Regions from separate parts of the Mus musculus genome. Here region 2 is linked to region 1. Evidence: chromatin loops called from intact Hi-C (ENCODE). Cell type or tissue: heart. All regions are shown on one strand.

Region 1 (8,000 bases):
TTTTGGGCATTCCTATCTTCAGATCACCAGGGATCCATATGAGGATTGTGTTCAGTTTCCTTAGGATTACAACGGTTCCAAATGATGCCAAAGAGATCCCTTCTAAAATGAAAAGCATTAGTTGTGGGTGACTCTAACAGATCAAGTCAGAGGCACCGCAGACCCGTTTTGTAAACGTCAATAGGTATTTGTGTATAGATGCAAGGGGTCATAACACATTAATCCCTCTGAAATCCTTCTCAGGTTATCTGCCTCCTTCTGGCTTACCCAGGAGGACAGAGCCCATCAACCCTAGAGTGGAATCAACATCTAGGTAGACTTAGTACTTGTCCCAAATAGCCTGAGAACCAAAAAAAAAAGTGTGGGGGGGGGCTCTTTGGCTGTGGCTTTGAGGTTGGGACTCACCCTGGTACCCTATTGAGAATGACACTGTACCACAAACCACAGAGTCAGTCTCAGTCCTGACCCTGGGGACACATTAGAGTGACCTAGGGCTTTGAGATGCCCCTGTTGGAGATCAGGAGACCTCACAAGTAAGGAGATCAAATGCTCCATAGCTGGTGGGGCCTGGGTTTAACGCTTATAAAGGCTTCGTGTGGGGGCTTGAATCAGCACAGCCATCCTCTCTGTCGAAGGCTGGGAGAGGCTAGGACCCGGTAGGAAGCCTCAAGGGTTGGAAATGCTTCACCTAGATCAGGTGACAACACAGGTCTAGCCTTTCTACAACTCCCAAAGACTTAAGCACTTTATCTAAACTATGTCTGAAATGTTTATTTATGCTCTCCCTGGGCTACTCTGCTGCAGGCTGGTCTGGAAAGTGCCAGCTTATACAACCCTTTGATAATGAGGCGTTAATCTGAAAGTCTCGTTTCTCCTCATTCCTTATTTTTAGGTCTTGAAAATCCAAACCGTGGGCATCCCGATCTACGCCAGCTTTGCCTTCATCTTCCCAGCATCTTGATAGCTTTCATAGGAATCTATGGGATCCCCTTCCCTGGCCGGCCTGACTTCATAAGAGAAATAAAAATGACATTAAGGAGGGGAGCACTGTGTCCGGCTGCCTGAGCGCGTCAGCTCCCCTGGGTCGTCGGCTCAGGCATTAGAGTTTAGTGCCAATCTGCTTCCGTTTTCATCTGAAGATAAGATTGGGAAAATTCACATTTAAGCTCACTCGGTCTGTTGACAGGCTAATCTTCTTGCAGATGCCTGACCAAGGACCTTAGCAGCTACTAATTGTTTCACACAATGATCTGCAGACCTAAGATATCCCTTCCCCTCTGGTTTCGAAGTTAAGTCACACACTGCACCCTTTCCTAAGAGAGAGGACTGTACAAAGGGTCACCTTTGTCCACCCCTCCGTGATGCCAGTTTTCTTTGAGAACCTGGAGAGTTGGTAGAGTTATGAAGACAGTCAGGTGGGTACGTCCAGCCTACCTAATGTCTGGTGTGGGATGGCACACAGCTGAGGGAGTCTTCCTTCCAACAGAGAATCTCAGGAGGTTAGAAGGGCTGGTAGGACCGTGGGAGGTGGGCCTGGGAGAAGAATCAGCGCCAAAGCACTGGGCTTTGGGAGCCTGCTTCCAGAACCACTTCTTCCTCCTGTGTCCCACTCTTCTATGCTGTTGCTCCCACTCAAGACCAGTAAAAGAGAAGTAGTCGTGGGAGCTAGAGAGACAGGAGAGGAGAGAAATTGGGATAGCTATCACCTCTCTGGGTTCATGGGCATCTTTCTGCAGTGACTGTGTCCCTTTGTGGCCCCAGCTTTCTCTGATCCTTCCTTCCATTTGCTACCCTGAAGTTTCCTTCCATCCTTCCAGGGTCCAACACAGGGCCTGTCCTTGCTCTGATATTAGCCACCTACCAGCCTTCAAGTGATGGAGGCATCTGCCAAGGCTGCAGTCCTGGGCTGCATCAATCTCCTGTGCTTGACCAACTAGATCTCGCTTCATCATTATATCTGGGTCTCCATATTCTGTTTACTCTGCTTCAACTGTCTGGGTTTTGGGGGTTTTGTTTGTTTGGGTTTTTTTTTTTTTAATGTTTTCCAGGTTACATAGGAATGGTTTGGTAGTGTTGGAGACACATATGACACAGTGCAATAGATATTGGAAAACATGGCCTCCATAATTCACATTAGTGTGAGGACCAGTGAGACACTCAGGTACAAATTATATGAAGTATCAAAGCCCCATAATGGTCAGTGTGATGGTTTGTATATGCTCTGCCCAGGGAGTGGCACTATTAGAAGGTGTGGCCCTGTTGAAGTAGGTGTGTCACTGTGGGTGTGGGCTTTAAGACCCTCAACCTAGCTGCCTGGAAGTCAGTTTTCTGCTAGCAGCCTTCAGATGAAGACGATGAAGATGTAGAACTCTCAGCTCCTCCTGCACCATGCCTGCTTGGATGCTGCCATGTTCCCGCCTTGATAATAATGGACTGAACCTCTGAACCTGTAAGCCAGCCCCAATTAAATGTTATCCTTCTAAGAGTTGCCTTGGTCATTGTGTCTGTTCACAAAAGTAAAACCCTAACTATGACACTCAGTAACCCAAATGATATTCTAATACAAGGTCTTAATAACTCAAAATGAATGGGAAAAGAACTTGCTATGATATAGGTGGACAAACAGTCATAAGGTAGACTAGTGCTCAGATTAAAACATAGTGGTCAGGTCCTGTATGTCCCAGCCAGCCTCACTCAGACTCCCTCACCCCCAGAAAAAAAACTATCCAGACTTTCAACTCCACTAGCTAGTCTGGCCAGAGTCTGACTGACTGATAAGCAGAAAAACACCTCAGCCATTGTACTGGTTACTTTTCTTGTTGCTGTGATCAAATATCTGACAAGAAACAACTTAACTAAAAATAAAAAAAGGGTCTGTTCTGGCTCACAGTTCAAGGATGCAGTGGAGTCATGATAGCCAGAGTTTGAGGCAACTGGTGACTGTGCCCCTGCAACTGGTGACAGCTGGTGATGGGGCCCTTGCAACTGGTGACAGCGCCCCTGCAACTGGTGACAGCTGATGACAGTGCCCCTGCAACTGGTGACAGTTGATGACAGTGCCCCTGCAGCTGGTGACAGCTGGTGATGGTGCCCCTGCAACTGGTGACAGTGCCCCTGAAACTGGTGACAGCTGGTGATGGTGCCCCTGAATTGGTGACAGATGGTGATGGTGCCCCTGCATCTGGTGACAGCTGATGACAGTGCCCCTGCAACTGGTGACAGCTGGTGATGGTGTCCCTGCAGCTGGCGACAGTTGGTGATGGTGCCCCTGCAGCTGGTGACAGTTGGTGACGGTGCCCCTGCAGTCAGGAAACAGATAGATGCTGATGTTCAGCCACTTTCTCCCTCCCTTTCAGGCCAGGGCCCCAGCCCGTGGATGGTGACACCCACGTTTAGGGTGGGTCTTCCCACCTCAGTTAACTTGATCTCACTGAGAAACACCGAGAGGCTTGTCTCATAGGTGATTCTTGATCCTGTCAGGTTGACAATCCCTGTTCATCATCACAGGCATCCTTTGTGGCCACACACATTCATCCAACAGCATGTCTAAGATCTGACCACAGTTGCCTGGAGGTACAGCTTACCAGACAGGCATGGAGTGAAGCTCTTTAGAAAAGTCAGTGTTGCTTACCACCAGGTTACTGAAGAATAATGAGAGAAAAAAAATAGGACGGAGGGGACCGCCGTCACTGAGGGGCTAGGCAGGGACACCCTCTGGCATGGTTTGAGGGGGCTCTTTGGGGGGTTTGTTGTTGTTATAAATGGGTTATGCAATGCATGGTTGCAAGAAATCTGTGGGTGATGCTAGAAAAGACTGCAGTCTAGAAGCTTCCATTTCTCAATGAAGCTCCTCATGGTGCCGCAAACATGCATTTGTCTTCCTTTCCAGTACCCTCAACACCCACAAAACATCAGGTTTAGGAATCTATTTTACCACACTGATAAAAAGAAGAAAAAAAGACATCCTCTAATACAGTATCAATACAGCTTCCCTAAGAAGCCCCTTCTCCCATCCCCTTCCCTAAACCCCACTACTACACACACACACACACACACACACACACACACACACACACACACACACACACACACTCTGGAGAACCATTTGTTCTAATTCTGAGAATCCACTCCTGTCCACCAGAGGGCACAGTTGACCTCAAACTTGGGAGCCAGAATTCCAGTGGCTGAAATCGGCAATCTGGAAAAACTCTGTCTTAGAGGTAACTGTCAACTTGACACAGTCCAGAGCCATCTGCGAATGGAGTCTCAACTGAGGACTTCCTAGATCAGATTGGCCTGCATGCATGTCTGTGGGTCATTGTCTTCTTTTTAGTTGATGTAGAAGGGTCCAGCCCACTGTGGGCAATACCATTCCCTGGGCAGACAGTCCTGGGTGGCATTAGAACGTTAACTAAGCGTGAGCTTGTGAATGAAGCAGCTGGTAGACGCCCTTGGTAGGTCTGGCTTTCAGGTCTCCCTTTGAGAGTCTACCCTGGCTTCTCTCAATAATGGACCTGGCAGTGTCAATCAAATGCATCTTTTCCTCTGCAAAATTACTTCTAGTCGTAGCAACAGAAATGAAACTAGAACACACACCTAGAAGCACTGGGTCCTCCTCGCTTAATGGTTAAAACCGAAACTAACACATCTGGCATGAGAGGCGACAAGTTCACCCATACCGTGTCTGAACTTGAGAAGTGTAAGCCTTGAGACAAAAAATTCTCAAGAGGCTCTCAGGAGCTCTGCTCGCAAGGTAAAGCTTCACAGAGTCGGGCTTTACCACCCATGCTTGCAGTGCCCACAGTAATGGGCATGGGCACTGGACAACACTGCATCCTATGTATGCTTCTGGAGCCAACTCTGCCTGCCTTTCTCATCATTCACCTCACCTCCCAGGCCCATGAGAAAGGAAAGGGTTGTGCTGGGAAGTTGGTCCCCAATTCACTTGGTGCACAGCAACTCTCAGGTACCAGCTGACCTAGTGTCGGCTCCTACCTCTGCCACTCACTGGCTATGTGGCTCTAGGCAGTCAGCTAAACTCTCAGCCTCAGAAGCCAACCTTACTCGTCAGTCACTTAAGCACGTTGCAAACACTCGATGAACATCGGTCCTGTTGCTCACTGGCTGCTTGGTGTCATTTTGTACTTGTTGAAGGTTGAAACTGCTGCCCTGTAGGCTTGGTTGCATCCTTCTTGGGGCCCGCTTCACCGATGTAGGATGAGATGGTTGGGCTAGCAGCTCCCTTGGGAGCAGAAGAGCAGCTGAACCCGTGAAGCGGGGGTTGTGGCAATTGGGAAGTAACTTCACCACAGGCTTGTCAGAGTGAGAATGAATTGTGGGCTGGGAGGATGGCTCAGTGGGCAAAGTGCTCGCCAGGCAAGAGTGAGAGTTGAGCTAGAATCCTCAGAACCCACATAAAAAGCCAGATGTGGCGGTGGGTGCCTGTCATCCCACTGCCGGGGAGACCAAGGCAGGGGGATCCTAGAGGTCACTGCCCAGCACCTAGCCAAACCAGTGAGAGACCCAGCCTTAAAAAAATAGAACTGGATATGGTTCTATTTTAGTCCCTTTAGTCCCAGAATTTGGGGGGCAGATTCCTATGAGTTCAGATTAAGGTCAGCCTGGTCCACAGAGTGAATTCCAGAACATATTAAGACCTTGTCTAACTGTCTTAATTAATTAATTAATTAATTAATTAAGCACACACACACATATGCAGAGGGGAAGAGGAGGAGGGGCAGAGGAGGAGGAAAAAGCATTAAAAAGTAAGAAAGATTCTTCCTCACTGTTTGTTTGTTTGTTTAAGACAGGGTTTGTGGGTTAAAAGTGTGGTCCTGTGTCCGCTCAGGCCTTGGGCAATGCAGGACTCGGAAGTTTTAACTGTGCAGACCCCACCCCAGGCACTGGGTGGGCTTCCGACTGTGAAAAGCCAAGGAACCCTGCTCTGGGGGTGGGGGAGCACAGTCTGAGTTCCCTGGGGGAATGCTGGAGTTGGCTGGGGGTCCCCGGGCCTGCAGGGAGACTGGGAACTGGGAACGTATAGCTCTCAGACTCTTGGGCACCCCAGGCAACTTGATAATGTGGAAGAGCTGAGAACGGAGTGGGGGCCCTGAGGGCTGGATCTAGCCTGGGGCCACAGGGTCCCACGAGGACGAGCGAGTCCTTGGCTTATTTGGCAGGCGGCTTGACTTGGAGTCCACGGCTGGGATCACAGAGAGGCCTCCTGCGGGAGACTGGATGCTGCTCTTCAGACAAAGGCCTGCTCCATTGCTCTGCTCAGCGAATCCCAATAAGAAGAGACAGTCCATAGGTTTTTTTGGTTTGTTTTTTTTTTTTTTTTTGGTTTTTTCAAGGCAGGGTTTCTCTGTGTAGCTCTGGCTGTCCTGGAACTCACTCTGTAGACCAGACTGGCCTCGAACTCAGAGATCTGCCTGCCTCTGCCTCCCCAGTGCTGGGATTAAAGGTGTGCACCACCGCTGCCTGGCCAGTCCATAGTTTTAAGGCATTTATTGTCATGGCAGAGAGTGACGATGTGAAAACTGTACTCCATTTTCCCAGGGCGGGCCTGAAGTTAAATACCTTTTGCAGGGAGGAGTGTCTGGGAAAGAGATTGTATTGACTAAGCTTCCAGGCCTTTAGGTACCTCATTAAAATGGAGATCTGTCTTGAGGCTACTTGACCTATGGTCACTTTTTCTACCTGTGGAGGGGCTTGGGGCGTTGCCCTTTCGTGACTCTTGGTCACAGAGTTATGGAGAGCTTCGGCCTCATGTCAGGGGCCTGGTGTCCAGGAGTGTGGCAAACTGCCTATCATCCCTTGCAGGCTACCCCCTGCAGGATCACCTGTAGGGTCACCAGGGTTTGAGCCTAGTTCAACCGGAAACCAGGCTGCCTATCACAGCCCACCACCCCATAAGGGTTTCTCTGTGTAACTCAGGCTGGCCTACAAAATACTCTGTAGACCAGGCTTGCCTTGAACTTAGAGATTCACCTGCCTCTGCCTCCCGAGTAGTAGGTGCTAGGATTAAAGGTGTGTGCTACCATTCCAGGCTTGCCTACCTCCTTCTTGAGCTAACATCTTATTATGTAGCCTAAGATACCCTGGAACTCAGAATCCTTCTGCCTCAGGATTACAGGCATGTACCACCACACCCACTCCCCTTTCTTTTCAGACGTTTTATGTCCTGCAGATCTTTTTGTCTTGCAGTACAAGGAGGAAAAGCCCTTGTAAACCTAGGATGGGGACCTCTCAGAGAATGGGTGGGCTGCCAAGGGTAGCGAGGAGGGCCAGCCTGGCCCCAGGTCTCCCACAGGATGGATGTTGGATATGAGATTTGGGTACGTAGACCTGAGTCCCTGCCAGCTGACGGTGGAGGCGCTTCTTCTAGGGAAAGAGAACATGCTCCTGAGAAAACCCAAAGCAGGGCTGGCCAACAGAGTTCCCTGTGCCGATGAAAACACTGAGTGTCTGTCCTGCCCCGTGTGGCAGCCACAAGCCATGTATGGCCACCAAGTGCTTGGAGTATGGGTACCACCACAAAGGAGCTGGGGGTTGACTTTTCTCACTGGACATAAGTTTAAATAGCCATTAGTGGACGTTTGTACTGGCTAATTTTGTGTCAACTTGACACAGGCTGGAGTTATCACAGAGAAAGGAGCTTCAGTTGGGGAGATGCCTCCACGAGATCCAGCTGTAAGGCATTTTCTCAATTAGTGATCAAGGGGGATAGGCCCCTTGTGGGTGGGACCATCCCTGGGCTGGTAGTCTTGAGTTCTATAAGGCTGAGCAAGCCAGGGGAAGCAAGCCAGTAAAGAACATCCCTCCATGGCCTCTGCATCAGCTCCTGCTTTCTTAACTGCTTGAGTTCCAGTCCTGACTTCATTGGTGATGAACAACAGTATGGAAGTGTAAGCCAAATAAACCTTTTCCTCCCCAACTGCTTCTTGGTCATGATGTTTGTGCAGGAATAGAAACCCTGACTAAGACAACGTTAAAGGAGC
Region 2 (8,000 bases), 150 kb after region 1:
CACGTGCTGCAGCCCAGATCTTGTGGGACCTTTCATGGGGATGGAACTCGGTTGCTTTCACCTGGTGAGCTGCCTTACTGGTTCTCTCTGTGCTTCTGAGGAGTCATGGTGCTAAAGGGCGCCTTGTCTTTGTGTGGTGTCTGTAGTGGTGGCGGCTGCCTTCTGACTGAGCGAGCGAGCACGCGAAGTTGATGGAGAAGAGAGGAGGATGCGCTTGGACCTTAATGTTGTCCTTCAGCTTTTGAAGCCTGGCCACAACACATGGCTGTGACTGGTTTGGATTTGGCTTCATGTTCCCTGCACGTGAGACACACACAGAGCCTTACAGTATAATTCTGGGCTGGTATTATAGACAGTCCTGTGCCCAGTTGCCCGCAGCAAGGGGGTGGGCTCCTTTCCTCTTCCCTCTTGAGCCCCGGTGGTTCATCCGTGCTCTGCCCACCAGACAGGAAACCTGGGGAGCTGGACTGGGTATGTTGCTCCTTGAAGTCCTATGCCAGGCACTGGGAAGACAATTTGTTGAGACTGTCCCCCTCTCAGGTCCTGGGGGTAAAGCTTCTGGGCCTGCTTGGCCTGGTGGTGATAAGTTAACCAACCAGGAAGACCTTTTTAGAACCATTCTATGGACCAAGCCCTCAACTTACTTCATAATTAACAACCAGCTATGGCTGGTGTTTAGTAATTTATGAGGATACTGGAAGCCTGGACTCTATGTCCAGAGTCACTGACACTGTCCCTTGGGCTCATTCTCTACCTACTCAGGTGACGCTGTGCTTATAACTTGGGAATTATGATTTTTTTCTTCTTAAGTTGTGGTGTGTGGCATGCAGGTTCCTATGCATATGTGTGCAAGTGTGTATATGGACAACTTTTTGGCGCCTCTTCTTATCTTTTACCTTGTGGTGGCTTGAATGAAAATGGCCCCCTGTGGAGAGGGTCACTATTGGAAATGTGGCATAGGTGTGGCCTTGTTGGAAGGAGTGTGTCACAGAGGGTGGCTTCTGAGATTTCAGAAACTCAAGCCAGGCCCAGTGTCACTCTCTTCCTGCTGTCTGCTGATCCAGATGTAGAACTCTTAGCCAACTTTCCAGTACCATGTCTGCTTACCTACCACCATGCTTCCTACCATGATGATAATGGACTAAACCAGCCCCAGGTAATTTTATTTTTACATATGTATATATAAGAGTTGCCCGGGGCGTGGTGTCTTTTCACAGCAATAGAAACTTAAGACACACCTTGTTGAAGATCTCTCTTGTTTCTGCCACTGGCTTGCATGTAATTATCCAGGCTAACTGGTCTTTAAGACGATGCTGTATCTCCTGTTTCTGTCTCCCATCTTAAAGTAGGAGATAGGTGGCACTGTGTGTGGCTTTTTTCTTTTTTTAATTAGGTTTCTAAGAGTAGAACTCAGATCATCTGGCTGCCTGGAGGAGCCATCTTCCCGGCACTAGGAATTCTTCTCTTTCTCTAGTCTCTCTCATGACTTTGATGATACTATTTAGCATGAGGCAGTGCCCTGAAGATATGGTGGTTATACATCTTCCTTCTTCATAGCTTTCTCTTCTGCTGGCCTCTCAGGCTGCTGTTTCTCTTCAGCCTGGTGAGAACTCCCTGTGAGAGAGTGACCGTATCTTCCACATCCTACAGAGCTGCTGGCCCTCCTGATAGAGGCGGAGGGCTCCTTCTTGGCTTTAGGATATGGAACCTCAGAGCCATTTTTCCTGACTTCATCTCATGACTTTATTATGCTTACAAATTGCCTTTTCGCATCTCCTCAGCTTTGAGGCCAGCAGGAGTGGCGGGTGGGTCCCTTCCTTCTCCTCAGCCTTTGCAACTGTCAGGACCGTTGTTTGTCCCGTTTACTTCTTCGGGGAGCTTTGAATTGATGGATGGGGGGATGTGGGACGGGGCTGTTGGGAAAAGAGTTGGTCTCTTGGATGGACTATGGTTGGCATTGCTTCAAAGGGAGCCCCAGACAGAGCGTCTGCAGCCAGGAGCCTGGAGACGGCTTTGATGTGGGCTCACGGGGAAGCAGCCTGCGGACACAGAGCAGGGACCCTGAAGTGTGGCAGGGTGCCCGCAAGGTCAAGGCTGCAGCGTGGCTGTGCCTTCCAGCCTTGTACATATATTTCATCTCCTCTGTCCCCCCCCAAGAGTGTGACTGTCTAGACAGGGATAGAATTAAAAGCTCAATTACTGAGCAGGAATTTGGCCAGTGAAAGCTTAGCTACCGAGCAGACAGGCCTGGGTGAGGATTATGGCAGAGAATGAGCCCCATTTTGGACCTAAGTAAGGCTAGCAAGCCTGAGGCTCACGGCCAGCCAGCACCTGCAGGGAGCAAGGGCCAGAAGGGCCCCTCAAGGCAGCTTGACCTCATGGAGTTGTAAATCTGGCTTGGCAGCCACCTCCGCACCACCTCACTCTCCCATACAGGGATTTCTGCCTATAATTGGAGTCCGGCAATTAGAATTCCTGCCTTATGGGGATGGAGGCCTGTGGCTGGGAACTGGTTCTCCAGCTTAACCAGGCTTCTTATGGCTGAGAGAAGCTCTTCCATCTTGAGCCTCAGTTTCTATATCTGTAAAATGGTGGGTTTGTGTGAGTGTGAGGGTATGTTATGTCCCCAAATCATCAGATTGCTCTGAAAGCACTTTGTCATCTGGCAGTGAAGGTTTTGTTCCTTTCATATAAATGGAGAATTTCAACTGTGATATCCCTCTCCTGACCCAGCTACTATGTGTCTGCCTGTTTAGCTTTCATGTGCACAGTCACCCTTCATGATTTATAACATATATTTAAGGAGACATGCTCATCGGGACTGCCCACCTGGGCGGGTGTGACAGAGTGATCACACGGCATCCTTGTGGATTCTTATCATTGGTTGTCCCCCTTGTCCAAGCCCAATATGGACACCTTGGTGACAGTGGATGAGACCATTGTTCTTGAGCCTGGCGTGTCCTCTCAGTGTTCAATAGCATAGAGGCCTCTGTCTCCTGCCATTGTAGAGGTCTCTGCCATCTGTCCATATAGCTTTCTCCCAAACATTTGTCTCCCTTCTAGCATCCGCTGGGCCTGAGCTCAGACTTGGGACAGAAGCACTGGACAGGGTGTCTAAAGGCTGTATGAGTTAAACCTGCATCTCTGGATCTCCTCCAGAGGCTGTGGCTGGAGGGTGTTACAGCCAGATGCTGATAAAGATTCTCACATCGGATCACCTCAGACCTGATTTAATCCCCACTGTGTAGCTGGCCCCACTGTCCCATGTCTAAGCTTGACTCTTATCTGTGTAGTTCTGCTTCCTGGGATGTCCAGACTGCCCTGCTGCAGGCTGTAGCCGCCTCTCTTGCCTGTCCTTCACAGTTATCCCCGGAGCTTCAAAGACAGGACTTCCAGCCAGCCCCAGGCCCCAAAGGAATGGTACTGTCCTGGTGGGCCTCCCCCAGTGTGGACAGCACTCACCAGCAGCCAGACTCTGCCCCACCCTGCCATGATTGCTGAGGTCATTCTTGGCAGAGCTTGCTGGCAGGGATTGTTGGCATCCACCCAGGACAAACATGTCGTGCTGAGCTTGCTGCGTGCCATTGGATGTTGAGTGGGTCTGCGTAGGGAATGCCATAGACTCCGGCCTCAGGTGACCTTAAAGTGGAAGGGTCATAGCCAGTGTGGAACTGTGTCTGGCAAGGTGACATACCCCTGGCTTGTCACAGCACAGTTGCTGGAATCCTTCATTGGATTTTCAGTCATTTGAATACTAGTCAATAGCTGACCCACTGGCCAAGCAGGCTGTTTCCTGAGAGGCATTCAGGCTCCTAATTCATTGTTATCCTAAGTCATCATCCTAACAGACCAGTGAGATTAGTGGGCTGTCTTAATCCCACTGATCAGATGAGGGGCCCATGCTTGTCATGCAGAGTTTCAGTTTGGCAGCCTGGCCCCAGCCCCAGATGGCTGGGTTACCCATCTCACCATCCCACCATCCCACCACCACCCACACTGGCTTTTTTTTTTTTTTTTTTTTTTTGTAATTTATTCTTTTTCAAGGTGAATGAGTTTCCCTTAGGCAGCCAGCACTAGCCTTTTTTGGACTTTATGAGCAATGCATAGAAAATTCAGGATTTCTAGGCTATGTGGGAGGAAGAAAGCAGGCCCTGGGTCATGTTAGTGGGAGAAGGCAGCCCGTAGCCCTTTTCCCCAGCCCTTCAACCTCCATGGTCCTATCTTGTTCTGAGGAGTTATTTAGGGCTCCTGACTCTGCCCAGTATCTAGAGGGCACAGGAGATGGGATGTCCTCAGCTGAATCCTCAGCCTGCATAGTCTGGGAGCAGGTATAGTGATAGGGACTTTCCCAGTGTGCACAAGAGAGACAGTCCACCATTTGGGTCCTGGGTGCTGCCAGCCCCTCTGCTTGTCCCTGTGCCTCACACCACAGGGTGCACAAGAAAGGCAGTGTGAGTGTCTGCCTCAGGGCTCCCCACATCCCAGGCCTTAGGAAGGCTATGTGTGTGGTAAAGTAGACCCTTGATTTCTTGATTCCTCCAAGGCACATGGGCTCAGGATTTCTGTCTGGGATTTTGATCTTTAAGTCTTAAACCTAGGTTGTCTCTCCATGTTCTCTGTCCAGATGCACAGATGTAGAAACAGTCTATCACCTTTTCCCATTTTCCTTGGTACAATTGTCTTCTGTTCCATTGACTCGATAATGACCTGTGGTGTGTGGATTATATGGTAGGGGCTTGTCCCTCAGGAGAGGGGTGTCCACCCCAAGCTCAGCTCCTAGGGACCGGGACTGTCCTTTGTATTTGTATTATTCAGCTTGCTAAGCCACAGCTCCGTTTGTGCTTACAGGGAAAGCTGCCAGTCCTGCTGCTCGGCCGCTCCTCAGAGCTGAGACCTGGAGAATTTGTAGTTGCCATTGGAAGCCCCTTTTCTCTTCAAAACACAGTCACCACTGGGATCGTCAGCACCACCCAGCGAGGCGGCAAAGAGCTGGGACTTCGGAACTCCGATATGGACTACATTCAGACAGACGCTATCATCAATGTGAGCCCTCTGCCCCCTCTACCTGCTGGGCTGGGGACAAGTTTCGAGCAGAGGAAGCTGGGCTTCTTCTTATTCGCAAACCTTCTTGTAGTCTGCATGATTTCCCAGAACATCTATGATGTTCTGGTGTTAGGAGAAATGTCCCACTTGGGGCTGTACAGAGTTGAACTATGGGGTTCTGAAGTGAGTGGGTAGCCAGTCTCATCCGAGGAGGAGGTAAAAGTGGGTTTAGCTACTCACAGTGGTCTCAGAACTAAATCATCTCACTGTGGCGCATCCCGAGCTTTGTGAAAATGGTCCAGATCCATTTTCTCAGTTAAATATTAGGTGATCAGAGACAAAGCCTGGGGAAGGCCCCTGCCAGCTGCTTCTACAATGCTTTGAAATCTGGGCAGAGACGATGATTGGGCGGTGGTGTGATACAGAGCCAACCTTTCCCTTTCTGTTCCGTTTCAGTATGGAAATTCCGGAGGCCCGTTAGTAAACCTGGTAAGGCTTTCCAGTATCTGTGCTGGGTTTGTTTCGTCTGTGGGCATGTCTTTGCTTTCTCTTTGCATGTGAGCTTGTCAGAACAAGCAGTCAGCTTTATAGTCAGCTATGTGAATGCCCTGTTCCTTTGCACCTTACCCCACCAGCCCTTTCTGGAAGCAGTAAGGTTAGAGGACTCTTCTTGTGTTTCAAGCCACAGGTGGATGCCATGGAGTTCAAGCCCAGTCTAGGCAGAAAGGGGACTGAAAGTCCCCACAGTACTGCCAGCTGCAGAAAGGTACCTTCAGCCTTGAGGGTTGCTGAGCGGAGATGAGCTGGCCTGGCTCGGATCCATGCCAGAACTCTCCCTGAATGCCTGTGGGTATGACGGGGAACCACCTGTTTGCTCACAGATGTCTCACTTAACCTAGACTTCAGCACTTCAGTATAAGGTTGAAGGCTTCAGGTCACAGAATGCCAGCGCTTGGGGGTTGTTTGAGAGAGTATCAAGTAGAGGCCACCCAATGGTACCGTCCTGCTGGATCCCTTGGTGTCAGGAATGGACATGTACAAAGCACACCAGGAACAATGTATACTGAAAGTTCTCAGAGTCCTTTTGTCAGCACAGCATCAGGTCACCAGAAACTTCTTAGGGAAGGGACACAGCTTTACTTGTCCCTGCCATACCTTGGGGAAGCTGTTAGGAGTGAGGCCTGTGGCTCAAGCCAGCATCTAGAGTCATTGGAAACAGGAGAGGAAGGAAGGATGGATAGTTACCTTAGCAACTCAGACATCCCTTCCCATGAAAAGAGAAAATATTGTGGAGTTTGAAATCATCCATCTATGCAATAAGGCAACCATTTAGCTTCTACCTGGAGCTTCTTGTTCCCTTCAAAGCTGAATGTGGGTGGCACTACCCAGGTGCCCTAATGTCTCTCCTCGTTATTTCTAGTCCTTCTCCTTCCAGCCCTTCTGATTCTCAGACACAGCTCAAATACTTCCCTCGCTCATATGTCTGTGTATATGAGCATTTGCATGTTTGTGGCCCCAAGTGTGTGTGTGTTCATTGGAGGGAGAGGGTGTTGCTGTGCACATGTGTGTATTTGTGCCTGTGGAGGCCCGGGGTTGATGGAGGACCATCTTCATTCGCCTTTCCCCTTAGTCAGTGAGGCAGGGTCTCTCAGTTGAATCCAGAGCTAGGTGCTACTACAGCTGGCTGCTCCAGCCAGCTTTCTCTCGGGGATCTCGCCTCTACCTCTGAGGCTGGAATTACTGCCAGGTCACCACACACACACACACACACACACACACACACACACACACACACACACACACGTGCTTTTATTTGCACGGCAGACACTTTAACCACGTTGCCGTCTTCCCGGCCCACGCTTCTTTTTTATTACTATTTTAATTGTACGCATTTGTGGGTAGAGCCTGGGATGACCAGTCAAGATAGCATCTTTCTCTCAACCTGTTTTTGAAACTCGGCTTCAAACTGTAGCTCAGGCTTGCCAGGATCTCACGGTGATCCTATCTCAGCTACTCCAGAATGCAGGTGCCCTAACGCCTCTCACCACACCTGGCAACACATTTCCAAGTCACCCGTCCTATAGATTTTTCTGCCCTCTTCCAGCCTGTGCCAGCCTCTGACCCTCCTGGAGTTAGTGAGCTGTGTCCCTTGCTTTTTCAGGATGGCGAGGTGATTGGGATTAACACCTTGAAGGTGACGGCGGGCATCTCCTTCGCAATTCCATCCGATAAGATAAAAAAGTTCTTGACAGAGTCCCACGATCGACAGGCCAAAGGTAACTAGAGCAGGGCATTCCGGAGACCTTGGCAGGTTTACACCAGAGGCATAGCTGCCCTTAAGGAATTGGGAGAAGGGAAGATGACAGTTGTGAAGATCAGGCCTTTCAAGCTGAGAATAAATGTTTCCAGGGTGGCGGTGGTGGCGGCGGTGGTGGTTGTGGTGGTGGTGGTTGAACAAAGGGATTCTCATTCCGGACACCCATAGAACACACACAGGGTCATGCCACAGGTTTTGAGTATTTTTTAAAGTGAGAGACATTCCTCACTGTAGATCTGGAACCCAGGCCAGGACTGAACTACAGTTTTTGGGTGCCTTCCCCCCTTCCCCCCTCCCTCCCCGTGGCTCATGCTATAAGGTGGAGCTTTAGAGCTCTGGCTCCTGTCTCCCCACACTCCGGAGGACTGTGCTGACTTACTTTTTTTTTTCCCCCTCTTTCTTGGTCCCTTTGTTGTCACACCAGGGAAAGCTGTCACCAAGAAGAAGTATATTGGGATCCGAATGATGTCGCTCACATCTAGGTGGGTAAACAGGACACATAACTTTGTAAAGACAAATGACCTGTATGTATGTACACTTGGGCTTCACAAGGCTTTGTGGGCATTCTTGAAGAGAAACTATTTCTTTCCTTCAGTCATCACACTGGGGAAGGGGAGGTGTGTGGCCTTGGGCCTCTTTG

What was found. Hi-C counts contacts between places; a loop is a spot of excess contacts. Peaks named below come from ENCODE experiments on the same cell type or tissue, not always from the same donor. Only the 100,000 strongest peaks of a DNase experiment are listed, where the experiment ranks them.
Region 2: a loop joins it to region 1, with 1.8 times the contacts of the local background. A loop is called at or near these places in 2 of 42 quality-filtered maps.

What each region holds. Positions count from the first base shown.
Region 1 is chr7:130,823,417-130,831,416 of GRCm38, forward strand. It overlaps Btbd16 (BTB (POZ) domain containing 16), which reads left to right. Exons shown (of 16, transcript NM_001081038.2): 16 at 893-2,483. The coding sequence ends at 961. Among named protein-coding and RNA genes, the nearest start is that of Plekha1, 38 kb to the right of the region's middle. In heart, a CTCF peak has its summit at 4,172 (motif pointing right); no DNase peak of the experiment used is centred here; H3K27me3 peaks cover 929 bases.
Region 2 is chr7:130,974,453-130,982,452 of GRCm38, forward strand. Htra1 (HtrA serine peptidase 1) reads left to right here. Exons shown (of 9, transcript NM_019564.3): 4 at 4,849-5,043; 5 at 5,500-5,532; 6 at 7,205-7,319; 7 at 7,785-7,842. Among named protein-coding and RNA genes, the nearest start is that of Htra1, 42 kb to the left of the region's middle. In heart, no CTCF peak of the experiment used is centred here; a DNase peak (open chromatin) is centred at 3,529; H3K27ac peaks cover 3,470 bases; H3K27me3 peaks cover 40 bases.